Regions from separate parts of the Homo sapiens genome. Here regions 2 and 3 are each linked to region 1. The links are chromatin loops, found by intact Hi-C in ENCODE. Cell type or tissue: heart left ventricle. All regions are shown on one strand. Each heading gives the region's core, and the rest is flanking DNA. Links, peaks and the distances in the headings are about the cores only.

The links. A loop is a pair of places that touch in the nucleus more often than their neighbours do. Peaks named below come from ENCODE experiments on the same cell type or tissue, not always from the same donor. Only the 100,000 strongest peaks of a DNase experiment are listed, where the experiment ranks them.
Region 2: it touches region 1 in a loop (2.3-fold over the local background); 2 of 110 quality-filtered maps call a loop at or near these places.
Region 3: a loop joins it to region 1, with 2.5 times the contacts of the local background. A loop is called at or near these places in 2 of 110 quality-filtered maps.

What each region holds. Positions count from the first base shown.
Region 1 is chr4:12,388,746-12,399,855 of GRCh38, forward strand. No RefSeq gene overlaps it. Among named protein-coding and RNA genes, the nearest start is that of LINC02270, 170 kb to the left of the region's middle. In heart left ventricle, for the core only: no CTCF peak of the experiment used is centred there; no DNase peak of the experiment used is centred there; H3K27ac peaks cover 558 bases.
Region 2 is chr4:12,230,316-12,241,425 of GRCh38, forward strand. The region is part of intron 1 of LINC02270 (long intergenic non-protein coding RNA 2270); the gene reads left to right. Among named protein-coding and RNA genes, the nearest start is that of LINC02270, 12 kb to the left of the region's middle. In heart left ventricle, for the core only: no CTCF peak of the experiment used is centred there; no DNase peak of the experiment used is centred there.
Region 3 is chr4:12,170,370-12,181,479 of GRCh38, forward strand. No RefSeq gene overlaps it. Among named protein-coding and RNA genes, the nearest start is that of LINC02270, 48 kb to the right of the region's middle. In heart left ventricle, for the core only: no CTCF peak of the experiment used is centred there; no DNase peak of the experiment used is centred there; H3K27ac peaks cover 1,492 bases.

The DNA.
Region 1 (11,110 bases), core at 1,871-9,870:
TCAACCTCACCTCTAGGGGCCCACTGGGACTTTAGTCTAATTTTAGGTCTAGAAACAAACAGGGGTGTTAGGGGTAGCTCCTGAGGATAATCAACATTATCTTGCCTGGCACCTGCCTCAGGGGAGGCCATCACTGTTGCCTCAGGCAGTACAGGGTTTATCTCCTCAGGCAAAGGTGGAAAGGCTGATGGCAGCATGAGTCGAGGAGGGGATGTTGCCACTATGGGTTGGGGAGGCTGTTTCCTCTGGCAAAAAAGGTTCATCAGAGTTTAAAAACTTAGTGTCCCTAGCTTCATCAGGGCCCTCCCACACATCTGCATTTCAAGTTGCAGGGTCCCATTATTTTCCAATCAATGCCCTCACTTTAACAGTAGACACCTGTCAAAGCTCTGCATGCACCTTCCGTTGCAGTCAGCCACCTGCATGATAAGAGCTTGTGTCTGTTTTTCCACAATTTCAGCTCTTTTTCTACAGGAGATAAGACTCCCACTCAGGGCAATCTTAGCAGATACGAGGCTCAGTATCTGTCCTGAAGCCGGGAGATATAATCCCTAAGTGTATTATTTTCTTTCATCAATGTGTTCACTGAACTTAGGAGCCGCCAACCAGCTTCATTATGTTCCTTGGCTCTCCATATATGGTCAACGGTATTCTGTGTAGAGTCATTGAACTCCTTGCCTCACATGAGCAGTGAATCAGGAGTGTCAAATCCATTTATTTTGCATAACTCTCTAAACAGTTCTGGCCAAGGACTATCAGTATTCTTTATACTATTAGAAGTAGAGTCCTGAGAAATTTTGAGTCTAATCATATTAAGCATCTAACTCTGAGAACCCCAAAACCAATGAAAGAACTCCATCCTTACTCTCAGGGTCACAAGGTCCCACAGTAGGCTATGTGCAAGCTGAAGAGTAATGACAGCCAGTCGGAGTTCCAAAACTGAAGAACTTGGAGTCCGATATTCAAGGGCAGGAAGCATCCAGCATGGGAGAAAGATGTAGGCTGACAGGCTAGGCCAGTCATGTCAGTTCACATTTTTTCCTGCCTGCTTATATTCTAGGCATGCTGGCAGCTGATTAGATTGTGCCAACCCAGGTTAAGAGTGGATCTGCCTGTCCAAGCTCACTGACTCAAATGTTAATCTCCTTTGGCAACACCTTCAATCAACACTTTGTATCCTTCAGTACAATCAAGTTGACACTCACTATTAACCATGTAATAAACCTGCACATGCACCCTGGAATGTAAAAAAATAAAATAATTTAAAAATGGGCAAAGAGCTTGAATTGACATCTCTCCAAAGATAACAAAGGTTCAATGAGCACAAAAAAAGACACTCAAAATCATAAGTCATTAGGGAAATTCAAATCAAAACACAATGAGATATATTACTAGGATGGTAAATTTTTAAAAAGCAGACAATGAAAAGTATTCATGAGAATGTGGAGAAAATGAAATGTAAAATGATGCAATCACTTTGGCAGTTCTCCAAATCTTAGATATAAGAATTATCACATGAGCTAGTAATTCCACTCCTAGGTACATACCCAAAATAATAGAAGATATGTATCAAGCAAAAACTTGTACGTTAATTTTTACAATGGCATTATTCATAATAACCAAAAAGTAGAAACAATCCACAAGTCTATCACCTAATAAATGGCAATGGATGTGTTGTATATCCATACAGTGGAATGTTATTTAGCCATAAAAGAGAATGTGGTAATAATTTATGCTACAACATGGATGAACCCTGCAAACATTACACTAAGGAAAAGAAGCAAGATACAAAAGGACACATATCATGTGATTCCATTTAATGAGATGACTAGAACATACAAATTCAATGAAGTAGAAATATACTAGTGGTGGCCAGGGTCTTCGAAAAGTGAAGGATAGGCAATGAATGCTATGGATATGGTTTTCTTTTTGTTGTTATGAAAATGTTCCGGAATAATATAGTAGGGGTGGTTGCATAGCTATGAATATAATAAAAACACTGAAGAGTACACTTTTAAATGATGAATGCTATGATATGTAAATTATATCTCAATTAATACTAACACATGGCACTACAACATTAAATAGCTGAGATTCAACCACAAGCTTCCTGTAATCATGTATCCAAAATATACAAAGATATAATCTGATGCTCTGCATCAAGGGCATTGTATTGATGTTACAGTAAATGTAGAATTAGCTGGCATTATATTTTTACAGTAATAATGTTGGCCACTTACTATATGCTAGGCAATTTGTTAAGTGTTTTATGTGCTTTACCTACAGAAACGAGATTAGTGGTTGCAGGCAGGGCTGATGACAGTGTTGGGGAGATGGGAATGGGAAGTCACCACTAACAGATATGTTTTTTTGGTGGGAAAAGGGATTAAAATATTCCTGAATTAGAAAACATTAGTTTTAATGTTCACAACCTTATGAATATATTACAAATCACTAGATTGTATACTTTCAATGGTAAAATTGTATAATATATGGATATTTCTACAAAACTCACTTTTAAAAAAAGAGAAAAAATGGAATCTTTTGGTGAAAGAAATAGTCATTTTGACGTCATTAATAGTAATTATAATAACATTAAGAATAGTTCATGTTTAGCAAGGTTTCAGTATGTCCCAGACATTATGCTAAGGGCTTTATCATACTTGCCATTGTGTGACCTCATGGAACTAGGTATCATGATTAACATTTTTGGTATCTGTAGTGTACAGGTGACATGAACTTAATGTTTGAATCATTCATATCTTTCTGATAACAAACAACTAGACAGTGCTAGTGCCATAATCCATATTCCAGTGAAAACTGCAGAACTAGAGCTTTCATTCTTCTACTACATGCATCTATAGTTTTGAGATTACCTTGCTATGTTACTGCTATTCCATCCCAATGCACTTGTTACCCAGTAAGATTAGATGCTGGGTAGCATCTTTCTGCATTACCAACTTCCATCTCTTCCCGTCAACAAACACAGCTCCAGTGTTTTCCTGGGAACTCTCTCATTGGCTCAGTTTTCTGTGGTCTGTCATCAATTGCCGATGATTTTGATATGCACCTTCCTTATGATTTGATGGAAGTACCTTGACCAGAAAAATCAAGCAGCTAATGGAGTGAATGCCAAGCAGAGAAAGCCTGTGGTGGAGCTTACATCAGAGGTAGAGCTCTTATTTGGCTCCTCATTTGGAACTAGACTGTTAACATCTAAAATGTGGTGGATAGACATGTGTCCTGGAGAAGGAGACACCCCTCTTGCTTCATATTTCCATGTAAATGTACATCAATTAATGCAACATTTTTGTCTGGTTTTGCCTATTCACTCATTCTTTTCCAGAAGATTAGATCCCATGTGACCTAGTTATCTAGATCACATGGGAGCATGAATTGGGATTGCACAGTTTTTCTATTTTTCCTCTCGTCTCTCTGGCATCTACTAGCTAGGAAAGTATGTACACTCTTCTACTGTAAACCATGGGGCAAACTTATTGGTAAAAGCTATTTCCCTTTTGGAGTGTGAGGAACTGGTGTTGATGAGATTGGGAACGAGAAACAGTGCTGAGATTATCTAGCTTTGTCTGTGACTCGGTGTGAAAATCTTTCTAAATGTGAATGTTGCACAGGCTGGTTAACATACCTACGTCCTCTTCTCCATCATCATCTCTGTCAGCAACTAGCTGCCATATTGATCACTGTCTGCCTGACTCCCTCTTTTCAACGACTAGTTTTTAACTCAGTCAAAGAAAAATGTTTGTTCTTTATTGGTACTCCAAACAGGATCTAAAGGAAAGGGAGTACAGGGCAGACGTCATATCAGTAGATTCAAGTCTAGGCATAAAATTAAAGAGGGTACATATTTTCCAGGATGATATGTAAACCTGTCCTGCTCACCGGAGATGGATTCAGGACTAATATTTTAACTAAACTGTACAGGGCCACTAAGTTCTATTGGAGCTGAAGTTGAGTTTTGATTATTAACTGCAATATTCTAGATGCCTAGCACATTACCTGGCCCATAGTAGATGTCTAAATATGTTATAAAATTAATAAATGAAGGCTTCTTAGGTGTTTTATGTGTGATATATGTGTGTATACACATGTGTGTGATATATGTATGTATATATATACCATTTTATATTTTATTTTTATAAATACAAACATTATGCAAATTGCATGTTATGTATTACATGCAAGAAATTACATGTAAGTTACATAATTTATATTTTATATTTAATTTATAGATTATTATATCTTTATATATGTTAATAACTATATGTGTGTATAGTCCTAAAGGACCAAGCAGGGGTGGATGCTACACAAATGGATAGCTATATGTATGTCAAAATTTGATGATTTTTGGTTCCGTTCATGCGTTTTTAAAAATTACATTCCACGGAAACGTGTATGTGTTTTTATGTTAAGCATAATTTCATTATTTCATTACACAAGCAAGATTTGTAATATGGTCCTAGTTTTATATATGAAGCTAGAGTTTTGTGGTTTTAATTTTAAAGGAACACCTTAATTCCACTCCTCAGGAAAGAAGTACATTGAGAAAATTAATTTTCAGAACTTAAATTCAAACAAAACCAAGAATTTTGGTGAAGAATTTAGCCCAGTAATGAGATCAATCAAGAAGCTGTTTGATTTGTGAAATGGTTGTGAAACGGGAAAGTGAAGAATTTCAAAACTTGAAACATTAATCCATAATTCAACTGAGAAAATTTTTTTTCATTAGAAGTTACATGACTGTTTCCAGAAGGGAAATTTAGAAGAAAAATTTTAGAAGGGAAAGGCTACATCTGTGAAGCCAGTTGAAATGCAGAGGTGAAACTTTTTTATTTCTCATAGACCTAAAATATCTAACATTGTATGTTCCCTTAGGCTAATCATAAAAGCTAGGGCATTTACTTAAGCTCACTTTATTGATTCTCAGTCTAGCATATTTCAAAGGGTGACTGTATCAATAGAATTTTGTTGAATATACTTCAAGATAATTTACCTACATTGAACTGATTTTATTCCTAATGTGTGAAAATGAAACTGGTCTGACTCATTCTCAGGCTATTCTCTGCTTAGAGCAAGTAAACACACTCAAATCTAAATCTGACCATACAATTTTCTAGCCTAGAGTCTTTCAACGACTCCTTATGACCTATAAAATGAAACACATACCTTGTAATAAGTCAAAAAAAAAATAACCTCCACTGTTTTTTCTTGCCTGCTCTCCATTATGATCCATTGCACTGCTTCCCCGCCATCTCAAATGTATCACACTTAGCATGTGCCTTGGTGTCTTGGCAAAGGCTATCTTCTCTTCCAGGAATAGCCTACTATTTTTTTCCATGACATACTTGTTGATTCCTGGCACTCTTCTACACATTCATAAAGACCCAGAAAAACATCTTTTCTTGCAAGACTTCTCTGACTGACCACCAAAATTGTTCATCTCTTCCCTTTTTCTGCCAAGACTAAAGCTATTCTGAGACTTTATTAAAGGTTCTTTCCCTTCACTTACTAGCACTATGGCCTTAGGTTAATTACTTGACTTCCATAAGGTTCAGTTCCATTAACTATGAACTAGTAAGGTTAATAGTAATACTTATCCCTAGAGTGTGTTGGGACCATTTATTGATATGATGAAGGTAAATTTCTTAGCACTCACTGTTCCTGGGACATGGAGAACTCAACAAACGTTTAAGTTATTATATTATTGTTCTACTCCTATTTTCTCTTCCTCTATTCCTAGAAGAGCTTAAGGTCCTAAATCAAGAGAAACATTTAAGCCGGTGACTGCAAGTTTGCAGTGAGTTTACCACACTCAGACAACTGAGAGAATAAGCTTTTATACAGACTCAGCCCCGGGCTATTTTCAGACACCTTTGCTGTTAAATGGTACAGAAAACACTGCGTGTTTGGCAGTTGTGTATGTTAACATTAGCATGGATTTTAACTCAATGTCAAGAGGAAAACAAGCTCTATCTATACGATACTCAGAAGCTCTTGGAAATCTAGACTCACTTTTACCATTTTACACTAAACTCAAATTTTTGTCCTCCAGGCCTTATTCTTTCCTATGTCAAAAACTTTTTTTACTTACCTTCTTTCAATGTGGGGCTCTTGAATTTGCTTGCTGCTCCTCCTCCACTTACTATTGATTTCTTTTCCATGTGGCTCTTTGCTTCCTAAAGAAATGTCTGAGTAATCAGGTGCTGATCTTATGCTAACACTTCTGGGCAGAGTGCATATGCAGTTCAGTCATTACTTAAACTTCACTCTACTTAGTGAAACACCCACCATATTCTTTTGGCTCATCTCTCTTGTAGTCACAACAAGAACAATGTTTCACAACTATAAAGCTTTTGTTTTTGGTCCAACTCTGCATGTCATTCCACATGGTTTTATATCAATAAACTTTCACAACATTACTGGTGCATAACAAATAACTACAAGAAATTAGTAGCATAACAAAATTAAGCATTTATTCCTCAAGCATCCGGATGGTCATCCAGATGATGCCTCCACTGGGGTTCAGATTATCCACATGTCTGACAGTAAACTGTTTTCAAAGTCATATGGCAAAGAACACAATTACAGCAAAAGGTGAAGAATTTGGCCCACTAATGAGATCAATCTGTCATGAAACTTGTTTACATATAAAATCTTCCCTTAATTTAACCCTTTACTGTTTTCATTTTAATAACATGTTGATATCTTTTCCCCCGTAAATATGCACTATGATAAACACTACAATATTACTTACTATCTGTTGAATGGGAAGTGATAATCAGAATGAAACATACACACATACTAACACATATATGTCTATTCATACACATGGACAGAAAAGTCATTAAGGAACTAATTCAATTAAAGAGAAAGCATGTAAGGCAAGCTAAGCCCTGAAGAAGATATGGTTATACATTATGGAGAGAGATTTAGGGAAAGACAGAGATCCATAACTGGAAAAGAGTCAAAGAGCTCAAACATATTGCAGTTCCAGAAAAGAATGCAATGCTCAAAACCTGATGAGGATAATTCAGAAGTGCACAAACGGTAACTTGAGAGGGTTTCCAATAGTCAGTGAGGTACAAGTTGAGCCAAATGATGATGATGTTGATGATGATAATGATGGGATATAGCCCTAGAAAATATTACAATCCTTGAGTCTATTCTATGATACATGAAAAATTGAATAAACAAATATATGGAAGATAGGGAAAGCTCTTCTTCATTGGAGAATTCCAAACAATAAATATAAAAGAATTGAGGAAAATAGGAAAACACTACTTGGAAAATTCTAAAGTAATATATTTTTAGGCAAAAATCATTAATGAATACTAAATTTAATGGGTGAATACATGATGATATATGGGAAATTTACATGTCTAAAAGTAATTCCCATAAAATATTTACTAATTACAAACGGGAAAACAATAACATTATAGTAGAAAAACCTGAAAACAACGCTGTAATTAAGTGATCAAAATTAATATCATCACAACCTAACATCATCTGTTCATTAAGATTGACACATAATTTATGATGTGTTGCTATCAAAAATAAATAATCTGAATTTTAAAATAAAGAGATATTCTATAAATTGAGAGAAATTCTACCAAATATCTTGCCAGTAGACCGCAAAAGTGTTGAAGTAATGAAAGACAAAGAAAAACTGAGAACTGTTGGAATTTAAGGGTTTTAAGGGTGTAGTTCAACTAAATGCAGGATCCTGTGTTGGATTCGGACCAGAAATAGAATATTAGTGGGATTATTGGCAAGATTTGCATAAAATTTATAGATTATAGTAATGCATCAGTGTTAATTTTTCATTATTTAAAAAAATCACTACACTATGCATATGTAAGAACATTTGAAAAATTTGAATGAGGGTCATATGCCAGGATTTCTCAATGGCAGCACTGTAAAGATTTTGGCTGTAGCTGTCTTGGTTGTGAAGGGATACTACGTGTGTTGCAGGATGTTTAGCAGCATCCCAGGCCTCTACCCAATTAGATATCAGTAGCAACAACATTTCTATGTTAACTTGTGATGACCAAAAATGAATGCATACATTACCTTAAGGTGTAGAAGGCATAAAATCATCCTCAGTTGAGAATCACTGGAATAAGAAATTCTGTGTATTATTTTTGTAACTCTTTTATGAGACTGAAATTGTCTTAAAGTGAAAATTTCCAAAATTTGTAAAAATGCCTAGCACAGTACCAGTAGGTTACTGAGCACTAACTATGTAATAGCTCTTTTAAAATCCAATGAATAAACCTCTCTGAAAATTTATACGTATTTGGAAAGCCCACATTTCTATTATTTAGTTTTATTTATTTAGTTTGGAGACAGGTCTCATTCTGTTGCCCAGGCTGGAGTGTAGTGGTGTGCTCAGAGCTCACTGCAGCCTCAAACTCCCAGGCTCAGGTGATCCCCCTGCCTCAGCCCTCTGAATAGCTGGGACCACAGGTGTCTGCCACAACAGGCTATATATATATATATTTTTTTTTTAGTAGAGATGGGGTTTCGCCATGTCACCCAGGCTAGTCTCAAACTTCTGTGCTCAAGCAGTCTACCCGCTTCAGCTTCCCAAAGTGCTGGGATTACAGGCATGACCTTCCATGCCCAACTGGAAAACCCATATTTCAGTGAGAACTTCAACAGCTCTGTCCAATTAATCAAAAATTTATTACAATACTCTTTAAGTTCAAAAATCTGCTGGGTTTTGACATCTTCAACTCTAAATTTGTCCTCTCAGTATCCAAACAATGCCTATCTATGTGGCAGGTCAATTCTGCCTTAGTCTTTTGGGCTTTTTCAGAATACAAACTTTTTCTATTTGGGTTAATTTCACACTTAGAATCTCACCAAAACCTCATTATTCATTTTTTTTTTCAGGGATCAGCTCTGCTGAACGCTAGATATAATGATAACAGGAAAATCTGTAATATAGTTTCACAGAATTTTAAAATTCAATGTGATCTAAAAGAAAATGGAAACTGAATACAGATAAACACAAGGCCTATTCTTCTTAGATGTGACATTTCCTTGACAGTTCAGATTCCAACTTTGAGTCTTCCCTTACTATTCATGTTGTTCAGAACTGCCAGTTAGTAGTCAATGACAATGAAGAAAGGTGGCACTGTCTTAATAGCAGGCCCATGCTTAGTGATACACTGCCGGCTCAGAGAGAAAGAGAAATAGGAGAAAGACAAAGAGAAGAGAGGGAAATCAGAAGACAGGACAGCAAATGAAAATGAGAACAGAGCAGGGAATTGATCTGCAGCACAAGAGAAAGATAGAGAAACAGAACAGCAGTGATAGAGATAAAGTTCAAGAACATGACAGGTTAAGAGACTAAGAACAAAATAGAGAAAGGGAACACAAGAGTGACAAAAAAATAGAGAAAGAGATACTGAGTGAAAAACAGACAGAAAAGCAAGAGGTAAAATCTACAATGAAAGACAACTCTAGAAATTTAAATTTTAATTTGCCTTGAAATTCTGAGCTTTAATTGGCGACTTAAGGTGCATCCAAGAGAGTGTGTCCAGAATAATAAGAAATTAGGAAACAACAAATTATGAAAAAAAAAAATAAAGGAGCTAGAAATATCTTATGTAAAATTGAGAAAACCTAAAGGGGATATATAGTATTTTTCAAATATTCACAGGTTTCTATGTTAAGGGCATGGAAAATGAAGTCAGTCTTTCCTTGCTGTTATAGTTCTAGGTAATAATGGGTGGCTGACGGACAATTATGAGGATACACATAAAGATTTTCTAGTATTTGGATTGTTCAATGATAGACTAAGCCACGGCATGACTTCCTGAGCTTTCCATTACTTGGCAAGATTCATGCTGCCAAATACTAGAAAAAGGCCTTTTAAAAATTTTGTAATAGCAATAGGGCTAGGATCTCATATAATTTATTATCCAAGCCATTACAACTTTCAAAGTAAAAAAAAAAGTGTCATTTATTTATAATTACTTCTACATAACACACTTAAGTTCATATTCTCCTGGACAAACTGGAATAGGTAGACATCCTGAAGAGGACTAGCTGACTTCTGAGAATACTCCCATTACTCTGATCTTATAGCCCCCCTGATTTTCCCTTCCTTGATGGGTCATTTTACTGGAACCTTTCTCAGCCTTTTGATACTACAGCAGTAATCAATTCTCCCTATCTATTACTATGAATAAAAATTAGTACAACAATTAGAGGATAGTGCAAATGAACTGTTTTCTGAATTTTTTTCTTCATTCATTCATTCATTCATTCAAGGAATGATGGTTGAATATGTCTTATGTTCCAGCCCTTATGGTCAATACTAGGGACTGAATGGTGAAAATGAGAGACGACATTCTTATTATATTGATGTCTACATTCAAGGAAATGACAATCATGACTAATACTTATGATCTTGACTGAAGTAATGATGTCCTCTGTAAAGACCATTAGTTTTATTCTGTCTTAGCTAAGCACTCAATTGAAACTAATTTATTGATCTTTCAGTATATTTTATCTCTTGCATTAGGCTCTCCAACATCTTTGTTCAAACAAAATCCACATACACAATATTACTCAATGGAAAATAAGTATTATTAACTCAATTTTAGAGATGAGTAAACTTAATTTTCTAGAGACTGAATAACCACTTAGGAACTCAAAAGTGGTTTGAAACAGAAGGGATTTCATAAATCAGTTTTTCTCTTTCTCTTCCAGTGTGACCTCTGTTAAACTACAATTGTGTCTTATAAAAACAAGTGTGCCTATTTAAGAATCTTTACTCCTCAAATTATAAAAATGCTATACAATTTGGATTTTAGCAAATTCTCTTTCATTTTGAAAAAATACAATAATTGTCTTTATCTCTAGAACAATATACTAAGCTATTTATATAAACACATTTCTGGAGCAATACAGAGGAAGATCACTGGATTAGTCCATTCTCACACTGCTATAAAGAACTATCTGAGGCTGGGTAATTTATAAAGAAAAGAGTTTTAATTGACTCACAGTTCCAAAGGCTAAAGAGCTGGGGAGGCCTCAGGAAACTTACAATCATGACAGAAGGGTGAAGGGGAAGAAAGCA
Region 2 (11,110 bases), core at 1,117-9,116, 160 kb before region 1:
AAGAAATTTGGCAACACTTGGCTCTTAACTCATGTTAGTTCTCATTGATCATTAATTTCATGCATTGTGAGTCAACCCATATAATAGATATCTTCACATACCTGTATGAGAGATCTTATGTATCCTAAGTGTTCAAATACAACATTAATTTAATTGCCTCCGTTAGACAGTGACAAAAATCTGTAATTTCCTCTCTAAAAAATGAGGACACATTCCTGATTTTTTCCTCTCTAAAAAATCAGGACACGTTCTCACCTTTATAGTTCCTGGCACTTTTTCCTTCTTCCAGGATTTCTCAGTGTACAATGATGGCTGCTCAGTTATCAAATCGGCAGATTCTGTCAGCAGTCTGAGATGTAACCCCTGACTATGCTGAATACATTAATGTATGAGTGCAGCCTTCTTCAGAGTATTCAGAGCTATCAACCTCAATGGCACTCCCTATCATGGGCTTCCAGTGAATTTAATCAGCAATGTCTCCTTAATAACTCTGTTTCATCCTAAAATGATTTTTTTTTTTTTTTTTTTTTTTTTTTTTTTTTAGATGGAGTCTGGCTCTGTCATCCAGGCTGGAGTGCACTGATGCGATCTGGCTCACTGCATCCTCCATCCTCCTCCCTGATTCAAGCGATTCTCCTGCCTCAGCCTCCAGAGTAGCTGGGATTACAGGCACGTGCCACTATGCTCGGCTAATTTTTTGTATGTTTAGTAGAGACAGAGTTTCACCGTGTTAGCCAGGTTGGTCTCCATCTCCTGACCTCGTGATCCATCCGCCTCGGCTCCCAAAGTGCTGGGATTACAGGCTTGAGCCACCGCGTCTGGCCCAAAAGTGATTTTTTAAAATCACTCTAGGGTGGTCCTTGTAAGGCTCTAACTCTCCATGATGACCGTGTAGTTTGGTTTGACCTAATACCTGTTGCTGGGGAGACAAGACCAGACTAGGAAAGTGTACTTTGTATGTGACAAGCTGAATAGGTTGTTGACAGATTTTTACAAGGACGCTGTCAAACATAATTGGAAACATTGTGGCAGAGCTGTTGATTCTTGGGAAATGACACCTGCAAAGAGGTTACTTGTCAATCTCAAGCCACGTGGTTCTGCTATAGTAAGAGAAAACAAAACTTCCTGTGGGGAAAAAATGGCAGAGCTTTTAAAGGGAGAAGGCTGTGGGAAGCCACGGTCATTTTGAGGACAATTGCTGCAGGCACATGGAACAGGAAGAACACAAGGTTATGTATCCATCATATTTATAGACACATAGACATTACCATAGCTGCCATTTTTTGATTAGTTCGATGAGTATTTAGCAACTGACTTTCAAATGACATACAACACACACACATAGAGACACAAGTCTTTGGTGTATGATTTTGGATTGCAATTAGAACAATTTCACAGTATACTGAAAGATTCTAGACTGCAGAGAAGACCTGAGCTATTTCCCTGGCTTTTCCACTTACAGGCAGAGGAATTTTGGACAAGTCATTTCACCTCTTTGCATGTCAGTTTCCTCAGCTATAAATGAGGACATTGGATGCAGTATTTAAAACTCCCCCTTTTTCCCGGTCCTAATATTTATTGAGTAAATATTTCTAGATATAATGTAAAAATATACAAATCTAAATTATGAGATATCACATACATCTTTTCCATGCTTACAATCCCTTTTCAAGTAAGTAATGGTCATGAAAGTTTCTGTGGTTCAGAAAAAAAAAAGGAAGAGAAAGAGAGAAACTCGAAATTTGAAAATTATTGTTACTGTGAAATTACCTGGTTCTCAATAAGAACGTCATCAATATTTAATACCTATTTGTTTATGTTAGGTGATCTTGAGGCCAGTAGGAGATGTTAAATGGTAAAACAAAACAACATGTTGAAAAGTTTATAAATGTGGGTTGTGTTAAATACAGACTGGAATCTGCTTTAATTGTGGATTCACTAACAATGTTTAAAGAATTCTGAGGCTCCTCGAAGTAAAATTAGCAAATAATGTGATCAAAACGTGGAACTCTCAGGGGATAAATTATCATTAATGGGTTGATACACATAAGATGGCAAATTGAGCCTACTTTCTTATCTCATTACTCAATAAATAGCAGTCAAAATATAAGTTTGCTATATCATTTAATTTTAATAATAATAATATTACTAGAAACCACCCCCAAGCCTGTGCATCTCTTATTCTTGGCAAATCTTGGGACATTGGGTTCATGGACACTTTTTCATGCTAGCAGGCCCATCACTCCATTTCATATTTTCCAATTATGGTCATTGATTTCCAGCCATAGATGTTTATATAACCGTACTTAGTAATATGTTGAAGATCCTTTTAAAAGGGCATATTTTTGATTCCCTAATTTGTTAATTGTGTCTAATTTGTTAATATGAGCATTTAAGATGACAAAGTTCACTATTTGCTTAGAAATAGCTGCACTCAAGGCCACAACCCTAGTTCTATACCAACCATGTCTGCATTATAGAAGACTGTTTAAGCAAGCCCACAAATCACATGACATTCTGTTCTCTCCTCCCTGGAGATGGGGATTGAAAGTAAAAGATGGAGATTGGAAAGACAAGGGAAGGAGATGAAAAAGGTAGGCTTAGAAGTGTACTTCGGGCCTATCTCCATGAAAGAGTTTATGACCAAATCTATGATCAGATTAGAGGTCACTGAAGTTTCACACAAAGGAATTTTCAACTCAAATCTCCATGGCATAGTACTTAATGTAAGCTGATTTTATTTGTTTTATATAATGAAAACAAAAACAAAAGTACCTACTCTTTTTATTTCCCTTTTGTGAACATCTATAAGTTTACCCAACGACCATTAAAAACATGATTATTAGTTATACCAATTGCCCAGTATATGAAAATGCACCTGAAAACATTTATTCTGATACGAGAATTAGTAGAAAGTCCAGGCTTAGGTATGCTGTACAGTTTCTTAATCACTTTTCAGAAGGGCAACTTGCCCTCAATGCCATCTTCTAAAACAAACGGAAACAGATAATTCAAGGACCAAAACAAAACTGAGACACATGCAGATTATATTTAATGGAGATAAAATAATGTTGTACAGGTTTTGTAAATTGTTGTTTGCTTTTTTATTGATACATAATAGTTGTGCATATTTATGGAATCTATGTGATATTTTGAGACATGCATATAATGTGTAATGATCAAATTCAGACAATTAGGATACCCATCACTCCAAATAGTTACAATTTATTTGTGTTGGTAACATTTCAAACTTCTCTTCTAGCTTTGATGAAATGTACAATAAATTACTGTTAACTATGGTCAACCTACCATGCTAGCTAACACTTGAACTTTTTGCCTTCTATCTAACTGTGTGTTTGTACCCATTACCCAACCTCTCTTCACCACCTCTCACCCTTTCTACTCTCTGATACCCATAATTCCACTCTCTACCTTCACTACATGAACTTTTTTAGCTCTCATATATAAGTGAGAACATGTGATATTTGTCTTTCTATACCTGGCTTATTTCACTTAACATAATGGCTTCCTGTTCCACACATGTTGCTGCAAATAACAGGTACTTATTCTTTATCATATTCTGATATCGTTTGGCTGTGTCCCCACCCAAATCTCATCTTGAATTGTAGCTGTCATAATCCCCACATGTCATGGGAGGGATCAGGTGGGAGGTAATTGAAACATGAGGGCACATTTTCCCAGGCTGTTCTCGTGATATTGAACATGTTTCATTAAATCTGATGATTTTATAAAGGGCAGTTCTGCACACACTCTCTTGCCTGCTGCCATGTAAGATGTGCCTTTGCTTCTCCTTCACCTCCCGCCATGATTGTGAGGCCTCCCTAGCCATGTGGAACTATGAGTCCATTAAACCTCTTTTTCTTTACAAATTACCCAGTCTTGGGTATTTATTCATGGCAGTATGAAAATGGACAAATACATATTCCATTATATATATACACACCCCATTTTCTTTATCCACTCATCTGTCGATGGACTCTTAGGTTGATTACATATTTTGCCTACTATTAATAAAGCACTACTATTAATAGTGCTTTAATGAATATGGTAATGCAGATATCTATTCTATATACCGATTTCATTTCTTTTGTCTATATATCCACCAGGAGGGTTACTGGATTACATGGTAAATTTACTTTTAGTTTTTTTTTTTTGAGAAAGTTTCATACTGTTTTCTATAGTGGCTGTACCAATTCACATTCCCACTAGTAGTGTACTTGCATTCCCCTTTCTCCAAAGGCTCACCAGCATCCTTTTAAAAATCTTTTTGATAATAGCCATTTTAACTGGGGTGAGAAAATATCTCATTGTGGTTTTAATATGCATTCCTCTGATGATCAGTGATACTGAATATTTTTTAATATGCCCATTGTCCATTTGTACGTCTTTCCAGATCATTTGCCCATTTTTAATTGGATTATTTGTTTTCATGCTACTGAGTTGAGTTCCTTATATATTTTTGTTATTAATCTTTCAGCAGATGGATAAATCTGCAAATATTAAAACTTCCATTATATAGATTGATTGTTTCGTCATTCTATTGACTGTTTTTATTCTGTGAAGAAACATTTTAGCTTAATGTAATCCCATTGGTCTATTTTACTTTTGTTATCTGTGCTTTTGGGGTCTTATCCAAAAATTTTTTGCCAAGACCAATGTCCTAAAGCATTTTTCCAATGTTTTCTTCTGGTAGTTTTATACTTTCAGGTATTACATTTAAGTTTTTAATCCATTTTGATTTGATTTTTATATATGGTGAGATATAAGGGTCTAGTTTTCTTTTTTTGCATATGGATATCAAGTTTCTGCAGTATCATTTATTGAAGAGACTGTCCTTTCTCCCACTGAATGTTCTTGAGGCCTTTGCAAAAATCAGTTAGCTGTAAGCACATGGATTTATTTCTAAGTTCTCTATTTTGTTCCATTGGCCTATGTGTCTGTTTTTATGCCAGTAACATGTTGTTTTCTTTCTATAGCTTTGTAGTATATTTTGAAGTCAGGTACTGTTATGCCTCCAACTTTGTTCCTTTTTGCTCAACATTGCTTTGGCTATTCTAGACTTCCTGTTACCATATTAATTTTAGGCTTTTTTATAAAGAATGACATTGGTATATGACACTGCAAGATTGCATTGAATCTGTAGATTAGTTTTGGTAGTACAGTAATTTTCACAAAATTAATTCTTCCAGTCCAGGGACATAGGATATCTTTCATTTTTTGTAATCTTTTTATTTCCTCAGTGTTTTATAGTTCTACTTGTAGAGGTCTTTCACCTCCTTGTTTAAATTTATTCTTAGGTATTTTCTTTGTAGATCCTGCAAATGGCATTGCTTTTTGGATTTCCTTCAATGAATTTGCTGTTGGCATACTACAATGCTGTTGATTTTTGTGTGTCAATTGAACAAACACACTTTGTGTGTCAATGAATAAACACTGTTATAAAGACTATAAATTGCTAGTTTTCTGAGAAGGCAATTTGAGAGTATTTATTAAAATTTTAAAAATGCACATACTTATCAAGGTAAAAAATGTAACTGCAGATATGTGTTCTAGAGAAATATTTATGCATGCACTTAAAGGGGAAAAGGTACAAGCATGTAAACTGCAGCATTTTTAACAAAAAAAATTATTTTCACAGTAGAAACTTCAAAAAAAACTATTCAATTCAAAAATGATTAAACAAATTATAAACATCCACAATAAAGACTCTATTAGGTCAGAACCAACTTCTAAGCTTAGTAGACACAGTGCCTAAAGCTGACACAAATGTTCTAAGTTTAATCTTTCAAAATCAACTAAAACAGTGAATATAATAATTATTATAGCAATTATTATATGATTAGTTCATCCTTAATTATACTCATTTATACCAAAAAGTAATAAAGAATATTATTAGTATCTTAAGAGGCTTATGAAGAAAAAAATTGCTAATGTCCATGAAAGTCATATCTCATTTCTGTATTTAGATGTTAAAAGCAATCATATATATTTATACATAAGCTGCAATGTTACGATTTCCAACATAACCAGTTACATTCAAATGGCAAAAATTTTGAACCATATGAATAGTATTCCACAAATTATTATTATTATCCCTCAAAAGAGAGTATCTATAAAATATGTAAGTGTATAAAGTATCTGGAAGAATGCACATCTAGCTTCAAACGGGGACTACTTTTACCAAGAGTACTAACTCCTTTTGTTCTGAGGGTATGTGTGAAGAGATCTTTTACTTTTGGCTTTATATTCTTAGATATGTGTGGATTTATTTTACAATATGGATATAGGTTTGAAATATAATACATTTTTATTTAAAATGTACCATTTTGGTTACTAGTATTGCATCACAGATCAAGTCAGACTTAGTGGCTTTATCTGAAATTTCTTAATTACAGTCTCACATTCTGAAGGACAGCCACATGGACATTACACAATGCTTGTCTCTGCGTCATAACATATGGGACCTCTACTTGGATGAATTAAAGACTAACCATAATGTGATGATTGGGGGTTGAGATCATTTTAAGGTTCTTTCCCTGACAGGTCCGGTGCCTGGGATGGAATGAATCAAGGGCTAGAACTGCTTACTCTCATGCATACATGCAAAATCACCACGTAGCTTAATTTTCTCAGCATAGCAGTTCCACGGCAGTTAGACTGCCTTCATGAAGGGACTGAAGTATGAGTTTTCCAATAAGTGAAGCAAAATCTGCATCACCTTTTGGATCACATCTTGCAAATGGAAGAATGTCATTTCTGCCATACTCAAAGCAATCACAAGGCCTTTTTTCTTTCCTCATTTTGAGGGGAGAAGTTGCAAATTCACACTATAAATAAATACGTGCAATACAGTTATAGATATCTTTTGAAGATACAACTCTCTCCAATTTGACTTCTAGTCCCAACAATTTACATCCCTTCAACTTAGAAAATACATTCGCCCTCCCCAACACTTCCAAGTTTTCTACTATTATGGAATCAGATGGAAGTTTAAGATTTCATTATCAAAACCAGGTCCATGTTCAGATGAAGCCCCTTTTGTACGACAACTCTAGTGCAGTTTCTATCAATTTAAAAATCTGTAAACTAAAGAGACAGGAGACTATATACCTCCCAACTCTCTCTCTCTCTCTCTCTCTCACACACACACACACACACACACACACACACACACACACAATTCAATAGTGGGACAGGCACGTGACAACCACTGTAGTCATTTTCATTCAAAGGCACACAAAATAGAAGACACCAGATAATAACAATTTCTAAAATGCAAGCAAGCACACATCATCAGTTCTTGATTAGAATTCCATGCTACTCCTTTTTAATTGTTACCCTTGACTCTTGGCTCTGCACTCTGTGGTCGTGCCCCAACCTTCCAAATCAATCAGTTTTCTACATTTTTAGATAGGATGCATGTTTGTAACTAAGTGTCCCTCTCAGCCAACTTTCTGCCTATTAAAATCTGGTTTCTCAAAAGTCTATTTTCTCTTTATACTATCTGTTCCTTTCAGTCCTTTTCTCTTAAAAACTTTCTAGAGCCAGGTGTGGCAGCTCATGCCTGTAATCTCACTACTTTGGGAGGTCAAGGCAGAAGGATCACTTAAAGCCTAGCTTGGGCAACATAATGAGATGGAGATCATGTCTCCACAAATATATATATATATATATATATATATGTGTGTGTGTGTGTGTGTGTGTATATATATATATATATATAAATATATATATATACACACACAGAGACACACATACACATATATTTAAATGGCATGCCACGTTGGCACATACCTGTAGTCCTAGTTACTCAAAGGCTGAGGCAGGAGGATCTCTTGAGCCCAGGAATTCAAGGCTGCAATGAGCTATATTGGCACTGCCCCTGCATTGCAGCCTGGGCAATGAGCTCTACTGGTACCGCCCCTGCACTGCTGTCTGTGCAAGAGAGCAAGACCCTGTCTCCAAATAAATTAGTTTAGTAAATAAATAAAATTAGTCAAATTAGTAAAAATTAGTAAATAAATGAAAATAAAACTTTTTGGGTTTCTTGTATATTGATTTATAATTTATTCCATTAGACTAAGCATACTTCTACAAATTTTCTCTGGATTAGGTTTCTGGGAGGCTCTTCAGATTCTCAGAAGCCCTATAGTTTAAGAGAGATGGTCTGTAAAGCACAATGTTGAGATCCTTAGAAGGCCTCAGTCTATTTTAAAGGTTCTACGAGGTACCACCTAATATAGTTCTAAAGTATTACAAAGGATTTCTGCAATAATAACCTTGGCTTTATATTTATTCTGCAAGTACTCTGTGTTTTATTTTTGCCCAGTGGCTCTTTATCACATGATTTTGCATTTTTGTTTTTTGTTCTTTGTTTTTAATAACCCAACAAATCCTGGCTCCTTTATAATTCCTATAAATTTTAGTTGCTTTAAAACCCGACAATTTCTTGTTGGCTCACTTCTCTCTATCCATATGTTAGCTAAAATACATCAAATAATCATCTTATTTCATATTCCATATTGGAAGTTTTCTCAGTCAAATCCACTAGTTAATTAAAATTATTTTCTATTTTACACATCATCACAGGGAAGACTCCACCAAAACTTGTTGCTACTGCACTTCAAGAATTACCTTGTTTTCAGCCTCCTGTAACAATTTCCTCCCTAGCACTCCAGTGTTCTCTGATATTCTCCTCAAGGCCCTTCAAGATTCAGCCCACTGTTTGGGCCACAGTTAATGCCACATGATTTAGGTTTTTGTTACAGCAGCATCACAATTTTGGTGTCAAGTTTTATTCTGATTCTTCACTCCATAACAAACTGGCCCAAAACGTGTCAGCTTACTGCAAACATTTAATTATGTTCCTGGATTTTAGAGGTTGGGAATTCATAATGTACCTCAGGGCATAGTTTGTCTACACTACATTACTTGATGTTGGGGACTATGGCTGAAAGACTCAAAAGCTAGGGGGAAACTTGAGCCTGGAAAGAATACCATCGAAAGGGTTGTTCACTCACATGGCTGGTGCCTGGCCTGGGAAGATCAAAGACTAATCCTGCTGTTCAGAGCCCCAACGTTTGCCTACTATGTAGCTTGGCTTCCTCACAGTTTAACAGTTGCAGCATATTTAAAGTGTGTGTGTTCCAAGCACAGGTATTTCAGTGAAAAAGGCAAAGGTGCATCACCTTTCATGAGGCAGCCTGAGAAGTTATACAGCATCATATCTGGCATTCTCTATCTGTTAAAGGATTTGGAAGCACACTCTCATTTAAGGGAAGAAGCAGAGGCTTCATCCTTCCATGAAAGGAGGGCCAAAGTCACATTGTAGAGGAAGATGCAAAATAGGAAATGTTGTGACTGTTTTTGGAAATACAACCTGCCATGTCAGAATCACCACATTAGAAGTATTAATATTAATATCTAGAAATAATTGAAAGTTTTTGAAAATCCACAGGAAATCTTGTAGAAAGAAACCAACCATTTATTTATTTTTAAAAATCACAAATTATATCAAAACATAATTAAGTCTCCCATTATATTTTGTGTGAAGAGTTTAATTGGTTATAAAGCAATCGCTTATGGAATGTATTCTGTATGAAAAAGTATTTGATTGACTCGGCTACCTCCTGCTCATACTAATTAACTTTGTTTCAGTGTCATCTCTAGGAAACTTTCTGACTCCCTCCTCATCCCTGCTTACTCCATCAGGGGTGTCCTTTATTATGCTCCCAGGGCATACCACACTGATATCTATTTTAGCATGGAACATTTGGAGTGTTTAATCACAAACCACCCACCCTGTCTCTCTCCCTCACTCTATCAGCTAGCTGAGAACTAGATTTTGCTCCCTGTTCATTGAATACCTAGTGTTTGTTTACAAAGTGCTTAGAATACAAGCAGACAATTTTCTTCCTTAGGAAAGACAAAGAAAAATAATAATAATAGCAATAATATTTTACATTTATACATTCTTGAAGTTTACACACATATGATCTAATTTGCTAATTACATGTTGGGGATTTCTATTTTTACTAGTAAGTAAACTGATGCCTGGAAAGCTTTCGTAGCCTGCTCAGTATCATCAGACAGGTTTGTAGCTGAGCTTAAAATAAACTGAAGGATTCCTCAGTTTTACTCAAGTCATCTTTCCATCACCCCTTTCTACCACTGTGAACAATTTAGTAATGATGACTTGTCATGAATCTACCTAACAGACTTTGATACAACTTTGATTGTGCCATATTATGTTTTGAATAAAGCAGTATTAATAGATTTACCTTGAAAAAACTATATATAGAATGTCAAGATAAATAGATGTCACTCTTAATTTCTCCCAATTTATAGTAGCTAAATCCCATATAGAAATAAGAACGTCGTATTAGGATTCCATAAAGACTGAAGTTTCGTAGGAAAAACTCTAAACTTACAAAACTGAAAATAAGATTATTTACTTGCATTTTTTCAAACAAGACATATTTGTTCTTATGACATGCCTCACACATCTTAATATTTCATATTTAAGTATGCACGTGGAAAATATTCACAGATACATAATTTATCCAAATATTTTAACCAAATATTTGTTCACTTATTTTAAGTTCCATTGTTTAGACAGTTTTGTGAGAAATTAAATGAATGCTTTCAAGATCATGGGTTGTTTCTTAGTATACTAGTAATTATAATTACATAAAAACCCAGAAATCGGAGGAGCAGCATTATGATTTTGTGTTTTTATGTTTTTCCCTTTTCTAGGTCCATTCTTCCTAAATGTTAATCAAGGAAGCAAAGGACATCTTGGAGGGAAGGAAAGAGCAAGTCACTGTTTTCTGTGATTCAGCTACTCTCTGTATTTTTTAAAGCTGTTTGAATATGACAGCGTTTCAACCTTTCAGAACATTCATTTTTCTCTTCTGAAAAATGGGCTAAGAGGACCCATCACTTAGATTTTTCATGGAGGAGGGTGACAGATGGAATTGTGTCCCTTTAAAATTCATATGCTGAGTCCTCATCCCCAGCATGTGTGTCATGAATATACCTCAGCATGTGACTACATTTAGATATAAGGTCTTTAAAGAATTAATTAAGG
Region 3 (11,110 bases), core at 1,462-9,461, 220 kb before region 1:
CACACAACACATATTTTTTTTCCAGCATTTGCTGTGATACATCCACTGAGCTAAATGCTTTGTTTTCCAGACGCAATCAGTAGCAGAAAGAAACCAGCATGTTAGATAGCTCAGCGTTTCAGGAACTGTCAGTAGTTCACACTGATGGGTATAATGGATATGTGCACATTTTGCACGGTGCAGGTATAGTGATAGACAAGCCTGCAGAAGGAGGCAGCAGACAGTCTCTGAAGTATATTCTATTACTTGCTAAGGCATTTGGTATTTTCAAGTAAGAGTCTTATCATTGTCCAGAAATATCAACTGCCTAAGCATCTCATGGACAGCTACCAGAAGGGTCAAGGACTTGCTGTCTTTTCCCAAGGTCACATGTTAGGCACATCCATTTTTGTGTGTTGTAGCAGAGGAGGAGTGGAGTTAGGATATGATGTACATCATGGAGTGTATATTTTTATAAACACTTCTGTGTGCATTTGTATAAACACACTTTTTCCACCAAAGTGTGTTAAATTATAAATATACTGGTGGATAATAAAATAATCTCAATGTGGAAGTTATAAAACCCAACCTCTCTATGCCATTTACAGCATCTTCAACATTTAATGACTCCCATTGCCTTGTTAGTGCATTTCCAGCCTTCCAGCCTGAAATTTAAACATTTCAATAGCCTGTCCTCATCTCAATCTTTCAAGTGAATTTTCTCCTGCTAAATTGCTTCTGATGATCCAAGATGTTTTCCTTCTTCAGAATCTTTGCTCAATTGAATTACCAGAATTCTACCAGTGGTTTTGGGAATTTCCAGCTGTGCAGTTTTGCATAAATGTTAAAGCCACTTTGCAATTCACCTTCCTCTGCTGCAATACAGGGAGAATAACCCCTGTTCCACCCACCTCACAGAAGTGCCTTTCTATCATTCACCCTAATAATATTTACTGTCCAATTATTATGGGTCAGGCACTGATCTAGGCACTGAAGATACAGTAGTGAAAAAAGGAGATGAAGGGTTCCACCTTGGTGGGACCTATAATTTAGTGGGTTGGGACAGAAAATAAAAATTACAAATGAATTAATTTTTATGCTACTAGAAGGGAACAAATGCTGTGAATTATGGTAAATTATGGAAAGAGAGAAAGGAATGACAAGAAATTATCATAAGTATCAAATTGATGCCATAATAAAAATATATTACGAGTGATACATAAATGTTATAACAAAAACTGCTACACTGGTATTCAGAGAGTGATCAAATGTGTCAGACACTACACTAAATGCCTTAGGCGTATTATTTTATTTAATTCTCCTAAGAAACTTAGGCATTATTGCTATTATCTCCGTTTTACGAATAAGAAAATAAAGATATAGAAAGGCATAGCATTGTAATAGTTGTCAAACATATACACGTATACTATTTATGCTAGTTGAAGAGAAAGTTAGTCGTACCCTCCAAAACTCACACACACAACCCCTACATGCACACATAAACAAATGTTAGCTACTCAAACAGGTGGATATGTTCCTCTGAGGCCCAATGACCAGTTTCAAGGATACTTGATATCATTTCATCTCATTTGGAAATTACTCATTGTCCTGATGTTTTTTAGGCTAGAGAATTTTAAGTAGAGTAAAATGTGGTTTAAAATAACACTAGAGAATAGGTGAGAGCAAACCAGAACTGTAGGAATCCTCTTTTCTGACAATGATTTTGCCCCTTGACAAGTAGGGGAGCTGAGATCTGCCCTCACCCTTCTGGTCCATTCTAGCTCAAGCCATCTATGGTTTTGTAGTTGCATTTTTCACGTGGTAAGTCAACTCTAAAGACAGAACAGGAGTGAAAAACGTGAGAATAGTGGACAAGAAAAGAGTGTGTGAAGAAATAAGTTGTATCAAATTATAACATTGGTCAAAAATGGCAGTACTCATAATCCTGAAGGTAAGCTGTATTGAGGCTGCTGAAGACCTAGAGTAGCTTTTATCCAGTTCTGTTATGGCTGGAGAACTTTTCTTACAATTTGAAAGGACATTTACAGAAGGACTTTTCCTGGAGAAGCCTGGCTAGTCACCAGAGATATCTGCCAATGACGCTGGTAATTTGCAAATGTCATCCATTTCCAGGGAATAGTTCTATAAACTAAGAAAGTTAGTAATACATCCAAAAATGAATGTGCTTCTGAGGAATAAGCCATGCTAATTCCTTACACAAGAAGGTTGCATATAAACCAGAATACCAAATTGCTAAATTAGTATTTATATTGAGAAATGTAATGTATCAAGTGGATTACATAACCAAGTTTGTTGGTCAGTGCATTTGTTCTGCATGGCAAATCTATTCCAGAAATAAAATCATAATCAGAAAGTTATTTTAAAACGAGCATGGAGAAAAAGCAGTGCCAGTCCAATCAGAACTGTGGATGCTACTGAGATATGATGGTTTACTGTGCACATTTCTACCACATGGTCAGATTTGCAGACATGGAGAGACAATTTATTTTTATAAAATATAATCTCTCTCTCCTGGACAGTGCTAAAGACAAATGGGAACATTTGTTTCAGTGGCTTTTCCTTCTGTGAGATTTCTGTTTTTACAGCCAATATTACCTCTCAGTCTTGGGGTGCTGTGTGTGTTTTATGAATGTTAATACAACTTCATTATTTATAAATTATATAGGCTTTTAGAAATGTACATTTTACAAATGCAGACTTTGATAGATATTCTAAGTGCATAGACAATAATAACAGCAAATATTATACTTCCTATATGTTAGGTATAGTTTAATTTGTTTACATTCATTCATTCATTTGTAAAAGTCTTATTGTTTTAGTAAGCTTAGAAGTAGTCACCAGCTTGGTCCCTTTTGCATATGATGAAACTGATGCTAGAACAGTTAGTAAATTGCTCAAATCTCCCTCTTCTTTAGAGATGGTGACTGCCTTTGAACCCACACTGTCTTGCACTAAATCTCTAAAATAGACTAATTGTCTTTTCTCTATGGCCGAGGTCATGCTGTGTTTTATTGTGTTGACATAATTCAAACAAGAACAATGAAGTAGGGGAACTTATTTTAAGTTAAAAATAGGAGAAGATACTAGAATTATTTGTTTCATTAATACATATTATTTATGATTAGTATCACTCACCTTCCCTAGCAAGTAAGAAGACCATCTCTCTCCTAGTCTAGTTACTCTTACGTAAACTTCACTCCTACGAAATGATCATTTCAGCCTCCTGCAAAGCCAAGACAGATTACATTCAATATTACTTCCTCCTCCTGTCAGCTCCTAACTTCCTTAGAGACTACAGTCAGGTGGGTGGTAGGTAACCTATCTTCTTTGAAATCTTCTCATGATTGGCGGCTCAGGATGATGCCACGGGTGAAACTTATCAGATTCCCAGAATAGCTGCCTTTAGGAGAAATTGTTTTTCCCTCTTTTCTGGATACTCATGCCTTCCTTCCATTTTATAATCAGAGCACAGCACTTCTACTGCATTAATGCCATAAATAGCTAATTGTTTTGCCCTATCATAGTTTCCTTGAGAAATGAATTAACACAACCTCATAGGCCTCATCAGTCTGAGAACTCTGTTTTATTAATAGAATGCACAGAATAAAGCCTTTGTATCTTTTTCAAAAATCTAACTATAAAATATACCAGTATAAATTGCAAAATTTTACACTTGGAACAATAATTTGGGCAAATTTTCCTTTCTTTACAAATTAAGAAAACGAGGTCCCAGGGCAGAGTGATTGTCCAAAATTGCTCAGTAAAAAGAGACAGAATCAGAACTATAAATCAGGGGTATTAAGTGTTTGTCTAAAACTACTGAATGGACACTAATATTTTGCAAAACGTTTGTTTTGTTTAGTTTTTTTTTTTTTCTAGTTTTTATTGAGAAGCTTTCTTGAGGGTATATCAAAATCCTTGACATCTGTTCATGGACTATGTGCAAAAAATACAGTACATCATACTTCTTAAGGAATTGAATAAAACATTACTTATCAATTTACTGAATTCTGAAATTTATACTTTGAGAGACATGAGATGTGTTGGTCACAATCTCTGATTTCCCCAGAAAACTCAAGTTCTTTCATTTCACAATGGCCTTGATGAGAAAAAATTTTCTGAAATGGATTAGGAACACAATGAAACCCCCAAGAACAGAGTGGAGCTTCTATACTAGAGTGGAGCTTAGAGTTGGAAGCGGTGAAGAAGATCCAAGCGGTTTTCTGACTTCCGTGGTTCATTTATATTCACTTCCAGGAAGCTGATAAGGTGAGTGGTAACAGGAGTTCTGGAGATAAATTCCAATTAGTATATGTTCCTTTCCTTGTAAAGGCAAATGTGTGCAAGGCAAGATAGAGAGAAAAAAGAAATCAAGTGTGAGTATCTTGGACCATTTGTGCCCTGTGTCCATTCTGTGTAGATTTCCTCCCAGCCTCCAAGCCTCTTAGAAAGTCGTCTATAGCTGATAAGTTCTGTCTCCAAAGTCCTCCCTTTACACTTCTCCTTTCAGTCAGACTTGGCTCCACCTACTCTACTGAACCTCCATTTGCTGAGGCCTGTAATAATTCTCACGCTCTTCATCAAAGAACCCTCACTGCTACCCGTTTAACTTGGGCTCTCAGCAATTTTAAGCATGTGGCAGGCATTTTCTCATAAACTCTGACTTTCTCTAGCTTTAAAACCACATGGTTTTCTTTCTATTCTTACCAACTCCTCCTTGGTCTTTACTGGTTCATTCTTCATTTCTAATGAGATGAGGGACTTTCTTGTAGCTAATATTAAACCGATTTATTACGCTATAATCTTTTCTGGAAAATAATCTTACCCTGAGTGTTATAGTTTGTATATTTTTGTTGTGATATTTCCAAATGTACACCCTATATTAAGTCTTTCCATCTTAGCTTTATAAATCCAAGCTCTTACGTGGATTATGCATTTGGATAACTGACAGGCATTTCAAAGCCAACACGTGAATAACTGAATTCAGTATATTCTCCCCAAATGGTATTCATTCTGTAGTGTTTTCGATCTCAGAACATTGGGTCATCTTTTCATGGGCTCCGTCAGAGAAGCAAGCTAGGTGCCATTCTGCATAGCTCCTGCTCTCTGACTTCCTTAAATTCCTGTAGTTTTCTAAATATTTCTCAAGACTTCATTTTTCACGATTACAATCTAAGTCCATTTCTGAACACACTGCTGTCTTCCAAGTTCGTTTGCTCTTGAAATGTCTTCTCTTTCTCATGTCTAAGAAACCTTTCTTCATTAAATTTGTGACTCCTTTCAAATATTACCTCATTGAGAAATCATTTTTTGACATTCTAGCTGGTTAGATGACTCTGCTTCTATAGTTTTATAGAACTATGCATACCAGATGGAAAGACATACAAACATGTCACAGTGTAAAGTTGCATGGGTTTTTTTTTTTTTGCTATTATCTAAATGTCTTATCTTTATATTATAAACAACAATCATGTTTGTATCTCCAATGCCAACTATAGTGACTGGCAAACAGCAGATGCTTAATACTTGTTGAAGAATGAAGGAATGAATTTCTGAGTGAAAGCAAGGTGATTTAATGCAGATATGGGGTAGACATCATCAAGAAAGTAAGAAACTTTGCTTACTGGCAAGCAATATCTATAGAAGGATGCTTGTGGTCAGGCATGGTGTTTCATGCCTGTAATCCCAGCACTTTGAGAGGCCAAGGTGGATGGATCACAAGGTCAGGAGATCGAGACATTCCTGGCCAACATGGTGAAATCCCGTCTCTACTAAAAATACAAAAATTAGATGGGAGCAGTGATGCACGCTTGTAATCCCAGCTACTTGGAAGGCTGAGTCAGGAGACTCGCTTGAACCCAGGAGGCAGAGGTTGCAGCGAGCCTAGATCGCACCACTGCACCGGAGCAGCCTGGTGACAGAGCAAAATTCTGTCAAAAAAAAAAAAAAAAAGAAGGATGCTTGTTTGCTCATTTATTTTGATTTGATTTGACTTGTTTTACTTTGTAATTTTAATAAGATATTTTAGGGCAAATAGAATGAGTTATAGAAAAAAGTAATACCAAGAAAGGGGAGAGGATAATTGCTGAATCAGGGACCCAAAGAAATTTTAAAAAGGATTTGAATCAATGATGAAATGAATGAGAATATTCATGAAAAATATAATGCAAAAAAAACCTCAGATCCAGCTCAAACTTTACCTCTTCCATTTAGATGGAATCTTTGTCATAGCCTTTATTATTTTTGTCTCAACTCATCAAATTTGTTTACTTGCACGTCCATCCTAACTATTGAAGTAAGAGATATTTTAGAGGGAAAAGGTGTTTTGTTCACCTTGGTGCTTTTAGAACAATGTCTGGCATCTTAAAGGACGACCAATATTAACATTGAATAAGTGATAAGTAATGAAGGTGTCAGAGGCGTTTGAACCAGAGTGACTCCATTTTGAGTGAGGGCTAGGAAAATGAGGCTGAGACTTTCTGGGCTGCATTCCCAGGAAATTAGGCATTCCTAGACTCTAGATATTTATGGTTAAGGGAACAAATTAATAATTTGACTAAAACAGACCCAGACTTGGGAGTGTCCAGATATCCCAATATCTGGAGAACAAAGGCTTTCCTAATTTTGCTTTAAAAATAATATCAGTTCTTGCAAAATACAGTAATTAAGAAAAATAATCTTGTAACACAAACTTTTGTAGCAGAGCACATCTCCCCAAGATCTATTTTTATCATATACACACACACAAGCATTGTACTTAGGGCAGACACGTTCCTCCTCTTACCTTCAGGAACATGCTATTCTGTCTATGGAGTAGTCATCCTTTCACCACTTTACTTTCTTAATCAACTTGCTTTTACTTTGTATTGCAGACTTGCCCTGAATTCTTTCTTGAGAGAGATCCAAGAACCCTCTCTTGGGGTCTGGATCAGGACCCCTTTCTAGGAACAAAGGGGCTGGTGTTCATTATCATATTAAGGCTGGAATGCAATAAGATTCAAAGTTGCATTGTATATTTAATGAATAGGTAAATTTGTTTCTAGAAATGTTAATCTTGAACTAAAATTTAATGAACACTTACTTGTCCCAAGTACTTATATGACTAACCACCTAAAAGTGTGCATGTACGTTAAACACTTTATTTCATAGCTGTACAAGTCCAGTCTCACACTGCTATAAGAATGCAACCTGAGACTGGGTAATTTATGAAGAAGGTTTAATTAACTCACAGTTCCACCTGGCTGGAGAGGCCACAGAAAATTTACAACCATGGTGGAAGGCAAAGGGGAGGCAAGGCTTGTCTTACGTGGCAGTAGGAGAGAGAGAGAGAATACAAGGGAAATTACCACTTTTAAACCATCAGATCTCATGAGAACACCCTCAGTATCATTAGAACATCATGGAGGAAACCACCACCATGATCCAATTGCTTCCCACCAGGTCCCTCCCTCAACACGTGGGGATTATAATTCCAGATGAGATTTGGGTGGGAACATAGAGCCAAACCATATCAGTAGCAGCTTAGATAGATCAAACAATTTAGGCTGGCTTTGATTCTGGGTATTTCTTGATCCCATGCTCTTCTCATTCTGTATGGATTCATTATTCCAGATAGGTTATGCTTATGCTGTGGTAACCAACGTAACACATACAAGTTTGTTTTCCACCCATTATAAGTCCAGTGTGGATTGAGCCACCCTCTATGGCAGCTATGTCTAGAGAGATGACTCACATAGGCATGCTACTTCCATCTTGTGATCCCATCCTGGCACACAGCCTCTGGTCAGCCAATCCCCAAAGTGAGGAAAGGAGAAGATAGAATGGTGAGGGGTTTTTCCCTGCCTCATCCCAGATTGGTGCAGATCACTTCCACTCACATTGTGTTATCCAAAAATGTCCTATAACTCTACCTAACCACAAAGAGTTGGTTCAGTTTATTTTGTGTGACTAGATGGAAATGACAACAAATAAAACTTGGTAAATCCACATCACATCCAATATAATACTAAGGTAAGAGACTTGGCTTTATGGGAATAGAGACACTGTTGGTAGGCCAGGCAGTTAATTAAACAAATATTTACTGCATCCCTACTGTGTGTCAGGCTGTTTCATTTGCTGAATATACAGCAGTGAATGAAACATAGAAGTTCCCCCACAGTCATGGAATTTCCACTCAAGAAGGAGAAGCAAACAAACAAACACAAACCCCAAAATGCAATCATTTTAAAAATTAAAGAAGTACAGGTAGGCGTTTGTACAGAATTATCATAGCATTATGTGACAGAAAGTTTCTCAGTAGCTAATTTAGTGTAGGTAGTCGGCAAACATCTTTGTGAGGAGGTGATATGTAAACAGAAATCTGAATGACGTGAAGGAGCAGCTACATAACGTTAGGAAGAGAGACATTCTAGACTGAGCAGAGTTATCTCAAAGACTGCTACAGAAATAAACTCTTGGTGGCAGCAAAACAGAAAGTAGGTCATAGTGGATAGAGCAGAATGAGAGAGAGAAGAATCATAGTATTAAATGTTGTTGTAGGAATAGGGAGAGATCAGCACTTGCATATTTTGAAGGAAAAACAAAGAGTTTTGAGTACAATGAGAAACCACTGGAGAATAGTAAGCAGTAGAGTGACACAATATGATTTATGTTGATTACTGGCACAGGTCAGTCTTCCAAACCTTATACATTCCTGAACCCTGAAAATAGAAGCTGAAGTGATAGACATCTGTGTGAGAGCCAAAGGCAATATCATAGTTGAAAGGTGCTAAGCCCCACTTGCTTTCAATGGGACTGTCAGAGAGAAATGTGCTGTTACTGAAAAATGCCAGAGTTGGCAAAATCTAGATTTGCATGAAAAGCTAAAAAAAAAAAAAAAAAGAAAAGAAAAAGAAAAAGAAAAAAACTGCAGGTGTGTAAAACGCTACTCTAGAATTAGGAAACTCAAGTGACTTAAGCTGGCAATTAAACTGGTGGCACACAGCCAGCCACCCGTCTGGTATACGGAGTCTCAGAATGCTTTTACACGGATGCTAGATTGAGTTGAAGTAAGCCAAGGTCGTGTGGATGCTTGATGCTGTGCTGGCCCAGTGTTGGAACAAGATGGAGAGCGGAAGGAGAAGTGGGAGGCATTGTGGGGAGACATGTTTATGATGTGCAGAAATGGCCACATTAGCCAGCAGAGGCGGATGGAAAATTCTTCTTCAGTTGAGCTGTCAGAACTGCTTCAGGAAAATAGCTATCACTGCAGATTATTTCATATGTAGATGTATGCAATGATGTAACAAGGAAAGTGGTTTTAGGGCATATATTTCAAACCTTGTTTTCTAGAGCCTTCAGGTTCAAAGAAAATACCTTCAGGAGCCACCACCATAGTCCTGGAGAGTAAGGAAAAGAAGTGGCATTCTAATACACAGGGGCTCTGTTCTAATTCATCCAAGGCTGTTCTTTATATTTTATGTATCAATAACATTGGAGTTGTAGGTGAACATTTATTTGGAAGAAATATTCCTACTGAAAAAGGCATATTTTCAACGTAACAAGAGCACAGTATTGAGAGGAATAAGGTTGAAACCATATAAATCACATACATCTGGTAGTATTTTATGCTACTTTATTTAATTCTCACATTTTATAGATGGCTACTCTAAACCTCAATTGACATTTGGGAAAATTGACAATGAAGAAGTTTAAATTCCTTGTTCAAGGTCACATAGCCATTAAATGGTAAAGATGAGACTCAAACTTGGATTTCTGATCCCAAGGGCCACACTTTCTTTTACTGTTACCCCATTAAGTCATGCATGATGGACCCACATCCACCATTCACTGACTTGTGATCTCTAGTAGGTACCATCTTCCCAGAATCTCATTTTTATCATTTATTAAAGAACAACAGAGCACTTAATGAAACCAACCTCATTATTTTGAGGTTCAAGTGATATAATATGCTTATGAGAAGAAACTAGCATGAGCTAAGTGCTAGACACTTTTACAGACGTTGGCTTATGTAATCATCCCAGAAATACAATGAGGGGACTGATGATGTCCTACTTTACAGATAAGGATATCAAGTCTAAGCCTAAACAGCCAGAAGTAGAGGGGGCTGCTGACATTTCAATGTGAGTCTCAGTCCATTCATGTGAACAGGGCTTCACCTAACTTTTATGGTGACTGAGTGAGAAATAAAAAAGGAAACCGATTTATCATACATTTAAAGAGTTGAACATCATAAACTAATAAACACATATATAATAAATTAATATATAACTTCTATATTGATAAATATACCTTCAAGCCAAAAACGTGTATAGCTTTTAGGTGACTGAAAGTCAAAGTCAGTCCAAAAATATCAAAAAAGACCAAATTTATTATTATTGTGCATGTCTGGGTGTTGTACTTATAAAAGAATGATGATTGGATGATTAGAGACAATATACACTTAATACATTACTATGTATTTACTTCATGATTTACCTTCATTTCATCAGCATTGCCATATTTTATAGTCAATATTTTTATATATATATTTTATATTTATAACTGTCCAGCTGACCAAAAATAAAATGTAAATGTACTCAGAGATTAGTAAATGTTAATATTTTATCCAAAATGTAAATTTCAACATATGTAAAATATAAACACTAGAATTATTCTATATCTATTCTCAATCACGATATTTTTCTTCACAAATATTCAAAACTGACAAACATCATAAAAGCTAAAATGCAAGTTTAATAATAAATATTAATTTCATATCAAAATTATTTTAGATCATCTTAAAATGCATTTTTATTAAATATTCTTATAAAATATAACTTCCTAATTTTCACATTCAATGTGTATCTACTCGCCAAATTAAGGAATCAATATCACACTTCATGCATGCTATGTCTAGACCAACAAGTATATAAATGTAAGAGTCATATGAATTATTGTAAATTACAGAATGTTCCTTAGTTGCTATGTATGACTACCATACGCAAGTAGCATGCTAATTAGTCAGTATGTCCATAGCAGGAATTGGAACATTACTCAAAGAGAAGATGGACACTAGCTCAACTGAAAAAAATGACACTTAAGTTATGTAAGAATATATTGTGTTCATGTT